2 separate regions of the Homo sapiens genome follow, and region 2 is linked to region 1. Evidence: read pairs that join two places in POLR2A ChIA-PET (ENCODE). Cell type or tissue: PC-9. All regions are shown on one strand. Each heading gives the region's core, and the rest is flanking DNA. Links, peaks and the distances in the headings are about the cores only.

Region 1 (12,860 bases), core at 4,734-8,733:
TTAGTTAAATCACCTGTGAAAGGTAACATAACATTACCTTGCCTTTGTAAAATCCTTTATAATTTTTAGAATTCATTTGAGGGATTGAATTTGATCCTGTGAAGTAAGGTAAGGCACATTTTATTGTCCCCACTTTTAAAGGCAGACTCTAAAGCCCATTAGATTTTGCAGTCTTGTAGGAGATAACTACTGTTTTGGCCTGGCCAACATCCAGCCACCCTCTAGAAGTCAGTGCCTGGTCTTTCAAGGAACTAACCCTTTCCCAACACTTAGGTTACAGGATTAGATGAGTCGACCTCATACCCACAAACCTCCTGTCTCTAAAGAGAAGCATGTGATTCAAATTAGCCAATAGGTGCATCCCATTTCCCTGGCCACATTGACTGATTCAGGGTGGGGCACATGACCCATGATGTTTCAAAAAGAATTGAATCTGGTCCTTTTATTATAACTGTTGTGAAAGATGAGCTTTTCCTGAAGATGCTAACCTTGCATGATGCCTTCTTTGTCACCACAAGAGAGAACTTGCCCAAAAATGAAGCCAACATGAAGAGAAACAGAATCGGGAATTGAGAGGGACATATTATTGGTGACGTTGGGCCCCATATTATTGGTGAAGCTGTGCCTGCAACACTACTGCTTGACTTTCTAGATAAGTGGGCAATATGTATTTCTCTTTTCTGGAGAAAAGAGAAATATGTATTCTTTTTCGTCCAGTTTAAGTACAATTTCTGTTACTTGATACTAAAATAGTCCTTACTGAATACAGTTAAAAATTCTAGGCCAGGCACAGTGGCTCATGCCTATAACCACAGCAGTTTGGGAGGGCAAGGCAAAAGTATCCTGAGCACCTAATTGGAAACTGCAATAAGCAGACACAAAAGAACATCAAGATTTGGTGGCATCTGCTCAGCCTTTAAGTTAGCATGGACATACCAATGTGTGTCGGAGGATTACTTGAGCCCAGGAGTTCAAGACCACACACACACAGTGTTTCTCAGAGGGGATATTCTGGATCAAATGAGGTTAAGTGATGGTTTAGGCTTTCTAAAATCCATCTCGGTGAAGCAAATATAATGGTTTCTCACCTTGTCTTTGAGACGGTGTGGGTCTCACTCCAGGTAGGAAAGGATAAGCAAGCTTGGTGAGGCTTTTCTGATTGCTGGAAATCAAGTCTCCATTACCTGGGAACCACAGAAACAGTACTGCCTTTGGTCTCAAGCAACAAGGGCTGCAAAACTGAACCTCACACATTAGAGGAACCCACTCTGGCCTTCATCTGGCTACTGGCTCTCCCCACAGACCAAGGAGTCTACAAGCCCAGTGGACATACTCCCCTGGATCCCACATTTTCTTCTTCTGAACCATGATCCACATATACAGAACCTCAGAATCTTCTGCCCAAAGAGTCCCACGCCTGATTCCAGAGCCTAAGCTCTTCCCAGGCTCCTCATACTGAGACCAGAGTGGCCAAAAAGCAGTTATGTATGTGAGATGTGGGGAGAACCATTGCAGAAGGTTTCTTGCAGAGCAAGATGGAGCTCAGATGGGAAAAGGAAAGTCACAGATGCATAGAGGCAGGGACGTCCAAGGATTCCAATAATTCTAAAACTGAAACCAGGGCTGCATGCAGTGGCTCATGCCTGTAATCCCAGCACTTTGAGAGGCCAAGGTGGGAGGATTACTTGAGCCCAGGAGTTCAAGACCAGCCTGGGCAACATAGTGAGACACAACTCTATAAAAAAAACTTTTAAATATTTTTTTTAATTAGCCAAGAGTGGTGGCATGCTTCTGTATTCCCAGCTACTCAGGAGGCTGAGGTAGGAGGATCACTTGAGCCCATGAGATGGAGGCAGCAGGGAGCCATGATCATGATGCCACTGCACTCCAACCTGGGTGACAGAGAGACACCCTTTCTCAAAAACAAATAAATACATTAAATTAAATTGAAACAAGCCTTCTAATCATTGTGAAGATGAGGACACAATATGTCTTATATAACAGTTTGGTGCCTTGATTTATAACTTTTACATATTTGCACATATGGCACAATGGCCTCCATTTGGACTCCTGCCCCAGACCTCACAGTATTCAGAGCAGGCCCACAGAGGAAGCAACAATTAAAGGTCCAGAGAAAGGAAAAGAGGACTCTGTTCTGGAAAACAGCTCCCTCTATTATGGTTTGGGTGTGTCCCCATTCAAATCTCAACTTGAATTGTATCTCCCAGAATTCCCATGTGTTGTGGGAGGGACCTGGGGGAGGTAATTGAATCATGGGGGCCAGCCTTTCCCATGATATTCTCATGATAATGAATAAGTCTCAAGAGATCTGATGGGTTTATCAGGGGTTTCCACTTTTGCTTCTTCCTCATTTTCTCTTGCCACCACCATGTAAGAAGTGTCTTTTGCCTCCTGCCATGATTCTGAGGCCTCCCAGCCATGTGGAACTGTAAGTCCAATTAAACCTCTTTTTCTTCCCAGTCTCAGGTATGTCTTTTATCAGCAGTATGAAAACGGACTAATACAGTAAATTAGTACCAGGAGCAGGGTGTTGCTGAAAAGACATGCAAAAAATGTGAAAGCAACTTTGGAACTGGGTAACAGGCAGAGGTTGGCGCAGTTTGGAGGGCTCAGAAGAAAACAGGAAAATGTGGGAAAGTTTGGAACTTCCCAGAGATTTGTTGAATGGCTTTGACAAAAATGCTAATAGTGATATGAACAATAAGGTCCAGGCTGAGGTGGTCTCAGATGGAGATAAGGAACTTGTTGGCAACTGAAGCAAAAGTGACTCTTGTTACATTTTAGCAAAGAGACTGGCAGCATTTTGCCCCTGCCCTAGAGATCTGTGGAACTTTGAACTTGAGAGACATGATTTAGGTATCTGGCAGAAGAAATTTCTAAGCAGAAAAGCATTCAAGAGGTGAGTTGGGTACTATTAAAAGCATTCCATTTTAAGAGGGAAACAGATCATAAAAGTTTGGAAACTTGCAGCCTGATGATGCAGTTAAAAGAACAATCCATTTTTTGAGGGGAAATTCAAGCCAGCTGCAGAAATTTGCATAAGTAGCAAGGAGTCTAATGTTAATCCCCAAGACCATGGGAAAAATGTCTCCAGGGTATGTGAGAGACCTTCACAGCAGCCCCTACCATCACAGGCCCAGAGGCCCAGGAGGAAAAAGTGGTTTTGTGGGCCAGGCCCAGGGTCCTCATGCTGTATGCAGCCTAGGGACTTGGTGCCCCATGTCCCAGCCACTCCAGCCATGGCTGAAAGGGGCCAATGTACAGTTCGGGCTGTAGCTTCAGAGGATGGAAGCCCCAAGCCTTGGCAGCTTCCATGTGGTTAAGTCTGCAGGTGCACAGAAGTCAAGAATTGAGGTTTGGGAACCTCCACCTAGATTTCAGAAGATGTATGGAAATGCCTGGATGCCCAGGCAAAAGTTTGCTGCAGGGGCAGGGCCCTCATGAAGAACCTCTTCTAGGGCAGTACAGAAGGGAAATGTGGGGTCAGAGCCCCCACACAGAGTCCCTACTGGGGCACTGCCTAGTGGAGCTTTGAGAAGAGGGCCATCATCTTCCAAACCCCAGAATGGTAGATCCACCAACAGCTTGCTCCATGCACCTGGAAAAGCCACAGGCACTCAATGCCGGCCCATGAAAAAAAATTTTTTTTTTTTTTTTGTTAAAGACAGGGTCTTGATTTCTTCCCCAGGCTGGTCTCCATCTCCTAGCTTCAAATAATCTCCTCACCTCAGCCTCCCAAAGTCCTGAGATTACAGGTATAAGCCACCATGCCCACCTGTAATTTCTTTTTGTTGTGGAGTAATGTTTCATTGTATGATATTTATACAGCTGTAAGTTTTTGTGGCTACAATTTGTGCTGGCTAGAGTTTGTGCCTGTTGTAGAAAAGGACAGTCCTGGTAGGTGGGAGGGAGAAGCCAGGAGGGAGGCAGTACCCTGCAAAGCCACAGGGGCAGAGCTGCCCAAGACCATGAGAACCCACATTTTGCATCAGCGTGAACTGGATGTAAGACCTGGAGTCAAAGGAGATCATTTTTGGAATTGGACTTCCCCACTGGATTTTGGACTTGCATAAGCCCTGTCACTACTTCGTTTTGGCCAATTTCTCCCATTTGGAATGGCTGTATTTACCCAACGCTTGTGCCCCTATTGTATCTAGGAAGTAACTAGCTTGCTTTTGATTTTACAGGCTCGTAGGTGGAAGGGACTTGCCTTGTCTCAGATGAGACTTTGGACTGTGGACTTTCGGGTTAATGCTGAAATGAGTTAAGATTTTGGCAGACTGTTGGTAAGGCATGATTGGTTTTGAAATGTGAGGACATGAGATTTGGAGGGGCCAGGTGTGGAATGATATGGTTTGGCTGTGTCCCCATTCAAATCTCAACTTGAATTGTAGCTCCCAGAATTCCCACATGTTGTGGGAGGAACCCAGTGGAAGGTAATTGAATCATGGGGGCTGGTCTTTCCCATGCTATTCTCATGATAATGAGTAAGTCTGGTGATAACCAATGGGTTTATCAAGGGTTTCCACTTTTGCTTCTTCCTCATTTTCTCTTGCTGCCGCCATGTAAGAAGTGCCTTTCACGGCCAAGCACGGTGGCTCATGCCTGTAATCCCAGTACTTTGGGAGGCTGAGGCGGGCAGATAACGAGGTCAAGAGATTGAGACCATCCTGGCCAACATGCTGAAACCCCAACTCTACTAAAAATACAAAAATTAGCCAGGCATAGTCACAGGCACCTATAATCCCAGCTACTTGGGAGGCTGAGGCAGGAGAATCGCTTGAACCCAGGAGGCACAGGTTGCAGTGAGCCAAGATCACACCACTGCACTCCAACCTGGTGACAGAATGAGACTCCGTCTCAAAAAACAAACAAAGAAGTGCCTTTCGCCTCCTGTTATGATTCTGAGGCCTCCATAGCCATGTGGAACTGTAAGTCCAATTAAACCTCTTCTCCTTCCCAGTCTCAGGTATGTCTTTATCAGCAGCATGAAAACAGACTAATACACCCTCTTTCTAGGATGGGCTTATCTAGACATTCCACCTACCAGGACTGTCCTTTTCTACAACAGGGACAAACTCTACCCAGCACAAACTGTAGCCACAAAAACTTACAGCTATATAAATACCATACTCTGAAGTATTATTCCGCAATAAAAATAAATGTTGGGTGGGCATGGTGGCTCATACCTATAATCTCAGCACTTTGGAAGGCTGAAACGAGGAGACTATTTGAAGCTAGGAGTTGGAGACTAGCCTAGGCAAGAAATCAAGACCCTGTCACTACAAAAAAAAAAAAAAAAAAAATTTCATTAGCCAGGCATGGTGGCATGCGCCTGTCGTCCAGCTGCTTGAGAGGCTGAGAAGGACTGCTCGAGCACAGGAGTTGGAGGCTCCAGTGAGCTATGATCTTACCATGGCACTCCAGCCTGAACAACAGAGTGAGACCCTGTCTCAAAAAAGAAGGGGGGGTTGGGGGACCGGGCGTGGTGGTTCACGCCTCTAATCCCAGCACTTTGAGGGGCCAAGGCGGGTGGATCACGAGGTCAGGAGATCGAGACCATCCTGGCTAACACAGTGAAACCCCATCTCTACTAAAAATACAAAAAATTAGTCGGGCATGGTGGCACGCACCTGTAATCCCAGCTACTCAGGAGGCTGAGGCAGGAGAATCGCGTGAACCTGGAGGCAGAGGTTGCAGTGAGCTGAGATTGCACCACTGCACTCCAGCCTGGGCGACAGAGCGATACTCTGTCTCAAAAAAAAAAAAAAAGGAAAGAAGAAATGATATAATGATTATACTGATACATGCTACAGTGTAGATGAACCTCGAAAACATTATGCTAAGTGAAAGAGGCTACATATCGTATGATTCTGTTACCAATGGAAGGTGTCCAGGATCTTGGCATCTTGAACAAAGAATTGACAAAACGTACAAACAAAGCAAGGACAGAATGAAGCAACAAAAGCAGAGATTTATTGAAAATGAAAGTGCACTCCACAGGGTGGAAGTGGTCCGAGCATAGGGGCTCAAGAGCCTCGTTACAGAATTTTCTGGGGTTTAAATAGCCTCTGGAGGGTTCCAATGGAGTATGTGCTATGTAAATGAAGACACTAAAGAGAAGTTACAAAGTCACTCAGTGTATGCCCTATGTAAATGAAGAGGATATTTCCTTTCATCACTGAAGTGTTTCTGTTTGATTTAGTTCTAGGGAGTCCTTAGGTTCCCGGCCTCCAGCCCCTATTCTCCTGCCTCAATTCCATGTATGTAAAATGTCCGGAATAGGCGAACCCACAGGGACAGAAAGTTGACTAGTGGTTGCCTGGGGCTGGGGGAAGGAGGTGGGAGGTGGGCAGAGAAGGACACATAGGGGAATGATAGCTGTCTTAATCAGTTCAGGCTACCATAACAAAATACCACATACTAGGTAACTTAAATGAAAGAAATTTATTTTCTCATAATTAAAGACGCTGGAAGTCTAAGATCAAGGTACCAATAGTGCCTGTATCTGGTGGAGGCTTTCTTCTATGGTGAGAGAAGAGAAAACAAGCAAGTTCTCTGGGGTCTCTTATTATAAGGGCCCTAATCCTATCATGAGGGTCCCAATCTCCTGACTTCATCTAAACCTATTATCTTCCAAAGGCCCCACCTCCAAATACCATTACATTGGAGATTAGGGCTTCAGCATATAAATTATGGGGAGAGGGATATAGAATTCAGTCCATAGCAACAACTCAAGGGCACAGGGCTTTCTTAGGGAGAAAAAAATGTTTCAAAACTTATTATGGTGATAGTTGCACAACTCTATGAATATACAAAACCCATTGAATTGCACACTTTACATGGAGGAGTTGTATGGTTATATGAATTATATCTCCATAAGGATATTAAGGCCTTCAAGCTGAGAATGGTTTTTTTACATTGTTTTTGTTGAGGTGAAATTCACATAACTTCAAACTCACATAATGCATTTTAAAACAAATAATGCCATGTTTGAATAGAACAATTCCATTCAGCACATTCACAATGTTGGGTAACCTTCACATCTGTCTAGTTGCAAAACATTCACACACAAACACACATTGGCCTTTGTTGTTATAAGAAACCCAAATTAGAAAAATGCTCAAATGCAATAAACTGTCATGCAGCCCCATAAATTGGCCTCTGCTTGTTGTCTGAATCCTGAGGAAGTAAAAATAAGTAAAGGACTAAGCTCCATGAGGGTGGCAAAATGTCTGCCTTGCCCACTGCTGTAACTAGGGCACCGCATATGTCCCCCTGGGTAATGCTCTGTGGAATGAATTAATAAATATGACTAATACAAAATTTATGCTCCAGAGAACTTATCATTATATACTCCTTACTTCTGACAAAAGAAATTAGCCCTTCCTTTAGCCCAAGAGCCCACAAATGATGACCCTGCAGCCAAGTTCATCCTCTAGCCTGTTTTTTTAAGGCTTTTGAGCTAAGAATGTTCTTTAAGGTATTTGTTTGTTTTCCTTGAGGTGAAATTCAGAAAACTGAAATTGAACCATTTTATATTGAAATTCATGGCCGGGCGCTGTGGCTCACGCCTGTAATCCCAGCACTTTGGGAGGCTGAGGCGGGCGGATCACGACGTCAGGAGATCGAGACCATCCTTGCTAACAAAGTGAAACCCCGTCTCTACTAAAAATACAAAAAAAATTAGCCGGGCGTGGTGGTGGGCACCTGTAGTCCCAGCTACTCAGGAGGCTGAGGCAGGAGAATGGCGTGAACCCCGGGAGGTGGAGCTTGCAGTGAGCCGAGGTAGCGCCACTGCAGTCCAGCCTGGGTGAAAGAGCAAGACTCCGTCTCAAAATAAATAAATAAATAAATAAATTGAAATTCACATAACAGAAATTCATATCACAGAAACTGAAACATTTTAAATTTAACAATGCCATGTTTAAGTGAAATAATTTCATTTAGTACATTTACAATGTTGTGCAACCTCACCTATCCAGTTCCAAAACATTTCATCACCCCAAAAAGAGTAATCATGCCCATTAAACAGTCGCTCCTTTCCTCCTCCCCTAGCTCCTGGCAACCGCCAATCTGCTGTCTCCACGGACTTGCCTATTCTGGATATATCATATAAATTGAAACACACAATATGCCACCTTTTGTGTATGGTATCTTTCACTTAGCATGCTTTTGAAGCTCATCCAAGTTTTAAAGGGTTGTAAAAAACAACAACAACAACAACAACAAAAATATGTGACAGATACCTTCCGTAGCCAGCAAAGCCTAAAATATTGCTATCTGGCCTTTTAATGAAAAAATCTGCCAAGTTAGCCTGAACCCTTACCTGGCCCAAGGTTATCCAGAACAGTTTAGTTGATGCTAACATGTGTATGTGGACACACTCATACGTGTCCAAACTGAGATCATTTGCCCTCGCTCAATGGCCAAACACCAAAACACGGGCTTGTGCAGCAAGAAAGGTTTGTTATGACTATACTGACAAAGTGATAAGAGGAAATGCTCAAATCTGTCTCCGAGAGCTGAGGGCTGGGTTGAGTTTTATAAGCATGAGGTAATGAGGTGTGATCTAATTGGATCTTGCAATGAGGTGATGCCCACAGGCATGATCTGATGGATCCAGCCATGGGGTGATGCTGGAGTCTGGTCTCATTGGATCCCGGACCCTGCCATGTAGTGTCCTTCCCCCCCCCCCCCCCCCCGCCCCAAGACAGGGTCTCCTTCTGTAGCCCAGGCTGCAGTGCAGTGGCACAATTATGTCTCACTGCAGCCTTGACCTTCTGGGCTCAGGTGATCCTCCCGCCTTAGCCCCCTGAATAGCTGGGACTACAGGCACACACCACCATACCTGGCTTATTTTTGTATTTTTAGTAGAGATGGGGTTTCACGGTGTTGCCCAAACTGGTCTTGAACTCCTGGGGTCAAGCAATGCACCTGCCTCAACCTACCATAGTGCTGGTGTGTCCACAATTGGCGGGTTCATGGTCTCACTGACTTCAAGAATAAAGCCGCACACCCTCTCGGTGGGTGTTACAGTTCTTAAAGAAGGTGTGTCCAGAGTTTGTTCCTTCTCATATTCAGACACATTCGGAGTTTGTTCTTTCTGGTGGATTCATGGTCTCCCTGGCTTCACGAGTGAAGCTGCAGACCTTCACGATGAGTGTTACAGCTCTTAAGGCTGCGCGTCTAGAGCTGTTCATTCCTCCCGTCTGGAGTTAGTCATTCCTCCCTGTGGGTTCATGGCCTTGCTGGCCTCAGGAGTGAAGCTGCAGACCTTCACGGTGAATGTTACAGCTCATAAAGGTAGTGCGGATCTAAAGAGTGAGCAGGACCAACATTTATTGCAAAGAGCAAAACAACAAATCTTCCACAGTGTTGAAGGGGACCCAAGCCGGCTGCTGCTGCTGGCTCTGGCAGCCTGCTTTTATTCCCTTATCTGACCCCACCCACATCCTGCTGATTGGCCCATTTTACAGAAAGCTGATTGGTCCATTTTGCAGAGAGCTTATTGGTCCGTTTTGACAGGGTGCTGATTGGTGCATTTACAATCACTGAACTAGACACAGAGTGCTGATTGGTGTATTTACAATCCTCCAGCTAGAGGTAAAAGTTCTCCAAGTCCCCACTAGATTAGCTAGACACAGAGCACTGATTGGTGCATTTACAAACCTTGAGCTAGACACAGGGTGCTGATTGGTGCATTTACAAACCTTGAGCTAGACACAGAGTGCTGATTGGTGTGTTTACAAACCTTGAGCTAGACACAGAGTGCTTATTGGTGCATTTACAATCCTTTAGCTAGACATATAAGTTCTCCAAGTCTTGGCCCGACGCAGTGGCTCACGCCTGTAATCCCAGCACTTTGGGAGGCCAAGGCTAGCGGATCACGAGGTCAGGAGATGGAGACCATCCTGGATAACAAGGTGAAACCCCATCTCTACTAAAAATACAAAAAAAATTAGCCAGGCGGCGCAGTGGCGGGCACCTGTAGTCCCAGCTACTCAGAAGGCTGAGACAGAAGAATGGCATGAACCGGGGAGGCGGAGCTTGCAGTGAGCATAGATAGTGCCACTGCACTCCAGCCTGGGTGAAAAAGTGAGACTTCGTCTCAGAAAAAAAAAAAAGGTTCTCCAAGTCCCCACCAGATGAGCTAGATACAGAGTGCTGATTGGTGCACCCATGAACCCCGAGCTAGACACAGAGTGCTGACTGGTGCATATACAATCCTCCAGCTAGACATAAAAGTTCTCTAAGTCCCCACCTGACTCAGGAGCCCAGCTGGCTTCACCTAGTGGATCCGTGCCAGGGCTGGGGGCGGAGTTGCTCACCAGTCCCACGCTCTGCACCTGCACTCCTCAGCCCTTGGGCAGTCTATGGGACCGGGCGCCACGGAGCAGGGGGCTGGCGTCTGTTGGGGAGGCTCAGGCCGTGCAGGAGCCCATGACTGGGGTGGGGGGTGGGGCTTGGGCATGGTGGGCTGAAGGTCCCCAGCCCTGCCCCTCCGGAGGCGGCTGAGGCCAGGCGAGAATTCGAGCACCGCGCAGGCCGGCCGGCAGTGCTGGGGGACCCAGCGCCCCCTCCACAGCTGCTGGCCACAGTGCTAAGCCCCTCACTGCCTGGGGCCAGCGGCACTGGCCGGCAGCTCTGAGTGCAGGGCCCGCTGAGCCCGTGCACACCCGGAACTCGCGCTGGCCCATGAGCACCACGTGCAGCCCCAGTTCCCGCCTGCGCCTCTCCCTCCACACCTCCCTGCAAGCAGAGGGTGCCAGCTCCGGCCACGGCCAGCCCAGAGAGGGGCTCCCACCATGCAGCAGCGGGCTGAAGGGCTCCTGAAGCATGGCCAGAGCGGATGCCAAGGCCGAGGAGGTGCTGAGAGCGAGCAAGGGCTGCTAGCACGTTGTCACCTCTCACTGGGATTACAGGCATGAGCCACAGCACCTGGCCCTCACCTCTCTCAAGGCATAACATTTAAAGATTGGCTGGATCATTGATTTTTCAAAAAACTTTTCTGACCTCAACATATGTTCCCACCACTGAAATAATGTTTAAGAGATTTTTTCACCTTCTTTAAACTTATGTTACAGAGCCTGGGAATTATTTTACTACCAATTTATAAACCTCCGAAAATATGAGAGCTGGTGAAACTACTAACAGATTTCTAGAGCTTCTCTGACCATGTCAAAGACCATTTTCCTCTCTCTTGCCCAAGAACACATCCTTTCCGCCTGAGTTAAAAGCCACCTTTCAAGCATCATATTCTACTTCAGAAAGAGCCAGATATAGCCATGGGAGTTGGGATAAGGAAAGAAACTCATATGACTTCTTTTTTTTTTTTCTCTCTCTCTCTCTCTCTCTTTTGAGATGGAGTTTCACTCTTGTCACCCAGGCTGGAGTGCAATGGCTCAATCTTGGCTCACTGCAACCTCTGCCTCCCGGGTTCAAACGGTTCTCCTGCCTCAACCTCCTGAGTAGCTGGGACTACAGGTGTGTGCCACCACACCCAGCTAATTTTTTGTATTTTTAGTAGACATGGAGTTTCACCATGTTGGCCAGGCTGGGCTCGAACTCCTGACCTCAGGTGATCCACCCACCTTGGCCTCCCAAAGTGCTGGGATTACAGGCGTGAGCCACCATGCCGACCTGAAATCCATATGACTTCTTTCAAAAAGCTTTCTGCTAAATAAATCTGGTCTGAATGGAGGGAGACAAGTAGGCATGGTTGATCTCTGTGAGAAGTGAAGAGAGGAAAGACATTGCAGGGGTAACAAGTAGATACCAAATTAGAGCTCTTCAAGCTCAAGGCTGTTAGTTTGCTCTTGTGAGTGTCCTTTAGTTTTTTTTTAATTAAAAAGATTTTTTTAAATCACAGACAAGGACTCATTCTGTCACACAGACTGGAGTGCAATGGCACCATCACAGTTCACTGCATCCTTAATCTCCAGGGCTCAAGTGATCCTCCTAATTCAGCTTCTGGAGTAGCTGGGACTACAAGTGTGAGCCACCATGCCCTGCTAACCTTCGTTTTGTTTTTTTAAGAGACAGGGTCTTACCATGCTGCCCAGGCTAGTCTCAAACTCCTGGCCTCAAGCAATCCCCCTGGGTGGCCTCCCTAGTGCTGGGATTACAAACGTGGGACACTGCACCTATCTGTGAATGTCTTTTAAAATCAGATCCACAAGAAAATAATTTTCCAGCCAAATTTTGGCAGAATACAAACCTCGGGGAAAAATGCAACTTGATGACCACTGGGTTCAACGCCAGCAACAGGAAAATCACACTGCATCAAACTATGGGTCTGACTATAGTCTGCCCTGTGAGACCAAGGTCTTTGCAACATTAAGTATCCCGGATTTAGACAAATGCTGCTATCCATTATGGTAGAGTATTACTTTAATCATAAGAATGTACTTAGTTTTTATTGATTTCAGAACCTTATGGTTCCTCCAAAGGTGGACCTTATAAAATAAAGTAAAAGATAAAAAGTTTGGAGGATGCACATTTATGACATTATGCAGTTTTACCTTAAGCCATTGTTTGGTTGGCCAGTAAATTTCACACTGAGATTAGTTTAGTTAGTCTTAGAGAAAATATAATGTGCAGTATGATACAAGATGGGTAGTGTGTGTGTGTCTGTGTGTGTGTGTGTGTGTGCATGTGTGTTTGCTTCTTAGGCTCTATTATCACAAAATGTATCCCAGCCCTTTCATAAGTATTAAATGCATAAACTAAATCTATAACTATTATCCTTTCTTTTTTAAAAGTAACTACATCGGCTGGGCGCAATGGCTCATGCCTGTAATCCCAGCACTTCGGGAGGCTGAGGCGGGCGGATCACA
Region 2 (4,000 bases), core at 1-4,000, 160 kb before region 1:
ACCCCGTGTCTACTAAAAATACAAAAATTAGCTGGGCGTGGTGGTGCGTGCCTGTAGTCCTAGCTATTTGGGAGGCTGAGGCAGGAGAATCACTTGAACCTGGGAGGCGGAGGTTGCAGTGAGCCGAGATCACACCACTGCACTCTAGCCTGGTGACAGAGAGAGACTGTCTCAAAAAAAAAAAAGACAGGAAGAAAGAAAAAAAAAACTAAGGTTAGAGAAAAGTATCCATTTGAGTGCAGTCAAATCATAGTATTTCTAAATATATTTTAAGAGAAAAAATGAAATTTTTAAAAAGGAAGCTGCACTACAGTAATATTATTCTCTTGGACATTTCTGCCTTTGAAAGTGATGTTATAATGGCTTTAGCTCTGACAGTGATACCAAATAGCCACTTTGGGAAACGCTTCAGGAATTTAGCATTTTTGTTTATTATCTCCAGGCTCTTTTTTTTCTTTATTTCTTTTTGAGACAGGATCTCACTCTGTCAACCCAAGCTGGAGCACACTGGCATGATCACAACTCACTGTAGCCTCAACCTCCCTGGGCTCAGGCGATCCTCCCACCTCAGCCTCCTGAGTAGGACACAGACACAAACCTGGCTAATTTTTGTATTTTTTGTAGAGACGGGGTTTTGCCACGTAGCCCAGGCTGGTTTCAAACTCCTGAGCTCAAGAGATTGGCCTCCCTAAGTGCTGGGATGACAGGTGTGAGCCACCAAGGTTGACCCACGCTGTTTTTTACATTATGGAAAGATCACACTGATCCCATGAAAGAAAAATTATCAAGTAAAGTATTGAGTAGCTACTTACTAAACTGGATATGTATGGAAATTAGTTATATTTCATTGGGTTACAACCATTTATATTGAGCTGAGAGGAAAGAAATGCAAAGTCGAAGAAAAAACTAAGATACATAATTACAGTATACCATTTAACAGATAATGCAAGCAATTAGAAAGATAATAGTTTTCTGTGCCTCCTTCTTTAGTCTAACTCTTGACTACTATAACCTTTATGAAGTCATTTGACTTGTTTCTTAATGGTAGTCACCAGAACATATGGGTGAGTGTGAGAATGTATAAATAAATGCTAATAATATACAGTTAAAAGCCTATAGAAGTGGAAAATGGGCCCAACTTGTCACTGGTGAGCTTTAATCCAGCCTAATTTCTTTTTTTTAATGTGTTAAAAACTATTTCAAATTATACACTGTATGTGTTCTTATCCTGAATTTATTTTTTTCTTCAAGGTTTTGTCTCTGATTTTTACTTTTTTCTTGCTTCCAGAAAGAGACAAGAATGATAAGTGTTAAAGGGGAAAAGTTTAAAGGGGGGAAAAGTTACTGTAGTTTTCTACCACATTTTAAGACCTATGGGAATAAAGTTTATTGCTATGCTAATAGTTTACTAGGAAACTTAGAAAGAATTATGTATAGTTCAGTTTGCAAATAAAATATATTGAAAGAAACATCTGAAATATTCTTCCCTAAACTGCAAAAAATGACGAATAAGCAAGTCTCTAAAAAAGGGAAAAGACCTCATAGTTACCCTCCTTATTACTAATTTGAAGTTTTAATGGCATTTATTTGACACATAATATTAAAAAAAATTGGAACACTTATTAGATGAATCATTTGAGCTAGGAGAGAAAAAAAAGAAAGGAAAAGAAAGTGATTTTTGAAAATGTAAAACTGAACGTAGTCATTTGGTGCAATTCCAATAAATTTGAGTTTTCAGATGCTCAACACAGCCCACTCCTAGTGCTGATGTCATAAATCTCTTATATTTCCAGCAAACAATAGTTATTTGCTCAATTGGGGCTTCAAATGACTGCTACCTCTTTTTGTTATTGAAGTCTACATTAGCAAATACTGTGAATTAGTCAACATTGGAATTTAACAATTAAAATATTATTGTAACTCCATGGGTTGCTCAAAATTGGTCTCCAAGAATCAAGAAGAACCTCTGGGAACCAGTGTGTGGGCATATAAAAATGTTCTACATTAAAAGGTAGCCTCCCTTACCCCACATTATGGGAAAGTAATATTTTTTCAGCAATTATGCCAAAAAGCTTGTACATTTCTCAACTATTCTCTCAGTGAAGTAAATAGGATTCAAATGATTGCAGCTTTTGTCATTTTTCTTTTTGCCACCCACCTGGGTCACAGCTCTACTTATCTGAACATACCTATTTAGACACTCTTTTTATGAAGCACAATACCAAGATGGTAGCAAAGGCTGATTCATTCTGATTTTTATTTTGCTGATTGGATAGCCGTATCTTTTAGCCCATTCGCCTGACTAACCACTGCTTTGTTTCAATGAGCTGTTGAAAACCATTTGGAAATCACCTAATATTAGAGAGAGACTTGGTTTAAACATCTGTGGTATTTCTCTCTAAATATCAGATAAGGATGGATAAGCAAGTCTCTAAAAAGTGAAAACCCTTCATATCTACTCTACTTGGCTTAAATAGCTTGTGCTTTTGGAATAAATGAATGTTTTCCATAGAGCTCTTGGTCCACTCTCCATAGCAAGATTTTATGTGTAGTCCTGTCTGTGAGTAAAATTGAGGAGAGACTCCAAGAAATGCAAAACCATTTTAATGGATCATCCTGGACACTTTCGACAAGAAAGAAGCACTCCACACCAGCTGTGGAATTTTCCCAAGCAGCATGTTTACTCACACCCACGTGGGTGAATAGAATGAGACTCACACACCAAGTAATGAGCTGCAGATCCACTATGGGAGGCACCTGCTCTAGTGCCTCCCCAGATCCTGCGTTGGGAACTATGGTCCCTTCCTCCTGCTCCACACTTTGCCTGTGCAGTCTTTGGCCGTGGTAGCTTGGTTACTGGTTACATGACCATCCGTCTTTTGGAGAGAGAGCAAGTGCTCCTCCAAGCCTACTTACTGTTTAAGACTCTCCTTGATACAGTAAAGAGAATTTGACCACAGAATAAGAAAGGTAGTAAGCAGCTCGCTGATAGAAATCTTACGATCTCCTTCCTTCAGCCTTCAAATGCAAGCTTCCTCAGCTGATAAGGAGAGGAGCTACTCTGTCAAAAGGGGCCAGTGAGATTTAAAAGGCTTTCCTGACTCGTCTCTACCACTCCTCATTATGACCCAGTGTGTACAGGAGAAGATTTACAACCCCATAAGTGTGAAATGGAATTATTAAAAGAAAATAATAAAATGTAACTAAGTGGTTAAAAAAGTAGACAACCGAAAGCTAAAGCTTTCTGTATAAAAAAGAAGGGGCTATAATATTTCATTGCAAAGCTCCAGTGACATTTTATAAAATCAATATAGATTTATAACTTTCTGATTGATATTTTTGTTTTATTCATTTATGCTTTCATTCTGTTTTTCCTTTCAATTTTTCTTGTTTTCTTCTGAATTTTTAAATGTACCTATTCTCTGTTAGTATATTGCCCTGTTTCATTTTCATTTTTAATATAAATTGTAGTTATTTTAGTTGCCATATGTGGATGACTGCTTAAACATCTTTAGAAGATTTTTTAAATACCTAATTATACAACACATTTAGTTTAGTGTTATTTTACTTCAATATATTTAATCATATTTTCTAAAATCTTTAATGATTCTTCAAGTAAAAGTGTTTAAATTTAGAATTTTATCTATTTTAGCGCTGCTTTACATTTATGGACCGAGGGTATGTGTTTAAGATGGTCAACAATTACATCAGCATGTTCTCCTCCGGTGACCTTAAGGTAAGAACCACGTACAGGAGTGATTGTTTTCTAAACTATGGCATTGTAAATAAATAAAGTAGTCTCTGTGGATACCTGCTTAAGTCCATTCTCTGTATCAGAAAGTGATTTCTATGCCAAGGAGAGGCAGCCTTTTAATGTTTCATCTGCTGAGTGTGCCTACCAAGTCCTTCCTTAATGGGGACAAAGGAGAGTGGAATGAAAGTGTTTACATTTCATTTCTATTTCCTGTGGGTGGTGAAGAGAATGGCTCTTTGCAGCTAC

The links. Peaks named below come from ENCODE experiments on the same cell type or tissue, not always from the same donor. Only the 100,000 strongest peaks of a DNase experiment are listed, where the experiment ranks them.
Region 2: POLR2A ChIA-PET joins it to region 1 with 5 read pairs; 2 of 35 experiments call an interaction of 5 or more read pairs at or near these places.

The regions. Positions count from the first base shown.
Region 1 is chr2:224,653,199-224,666,058 of GRCh38, reverse strand. It overlaps LOC105373909 (a long non-coding RNA gene), which reads right to left. Exons shown (of 3, transcript XR_923955.1): 3 at 1,102-1,184. Among named protein-coding and RNA genes, the nearest start is that of CCDC195, 57 kb to the left of the region's middle. In PC-9, for the core only: no CTCF peak of the experiment used is centred there; a DNase peak (open chromatin) is centred at 7,061.
Region 2 is chr2:224,819,182-224,823,181 of GRCh38, reverse strand. It overlaps DOCK10 (dedicator of cytokinesis 10), which reads left to right. Exons shown (of 56, transcript NM_014689.3): 29 at 3,653-3,736. Among named protein-coding and RNA genes, the nearest start is that of CCDC195, 100 kb to the right of the region's middle. In PC-9, for the core only: no CTCF peak of the experiment used is centred there; no DNase peak of the experiment used is centred there.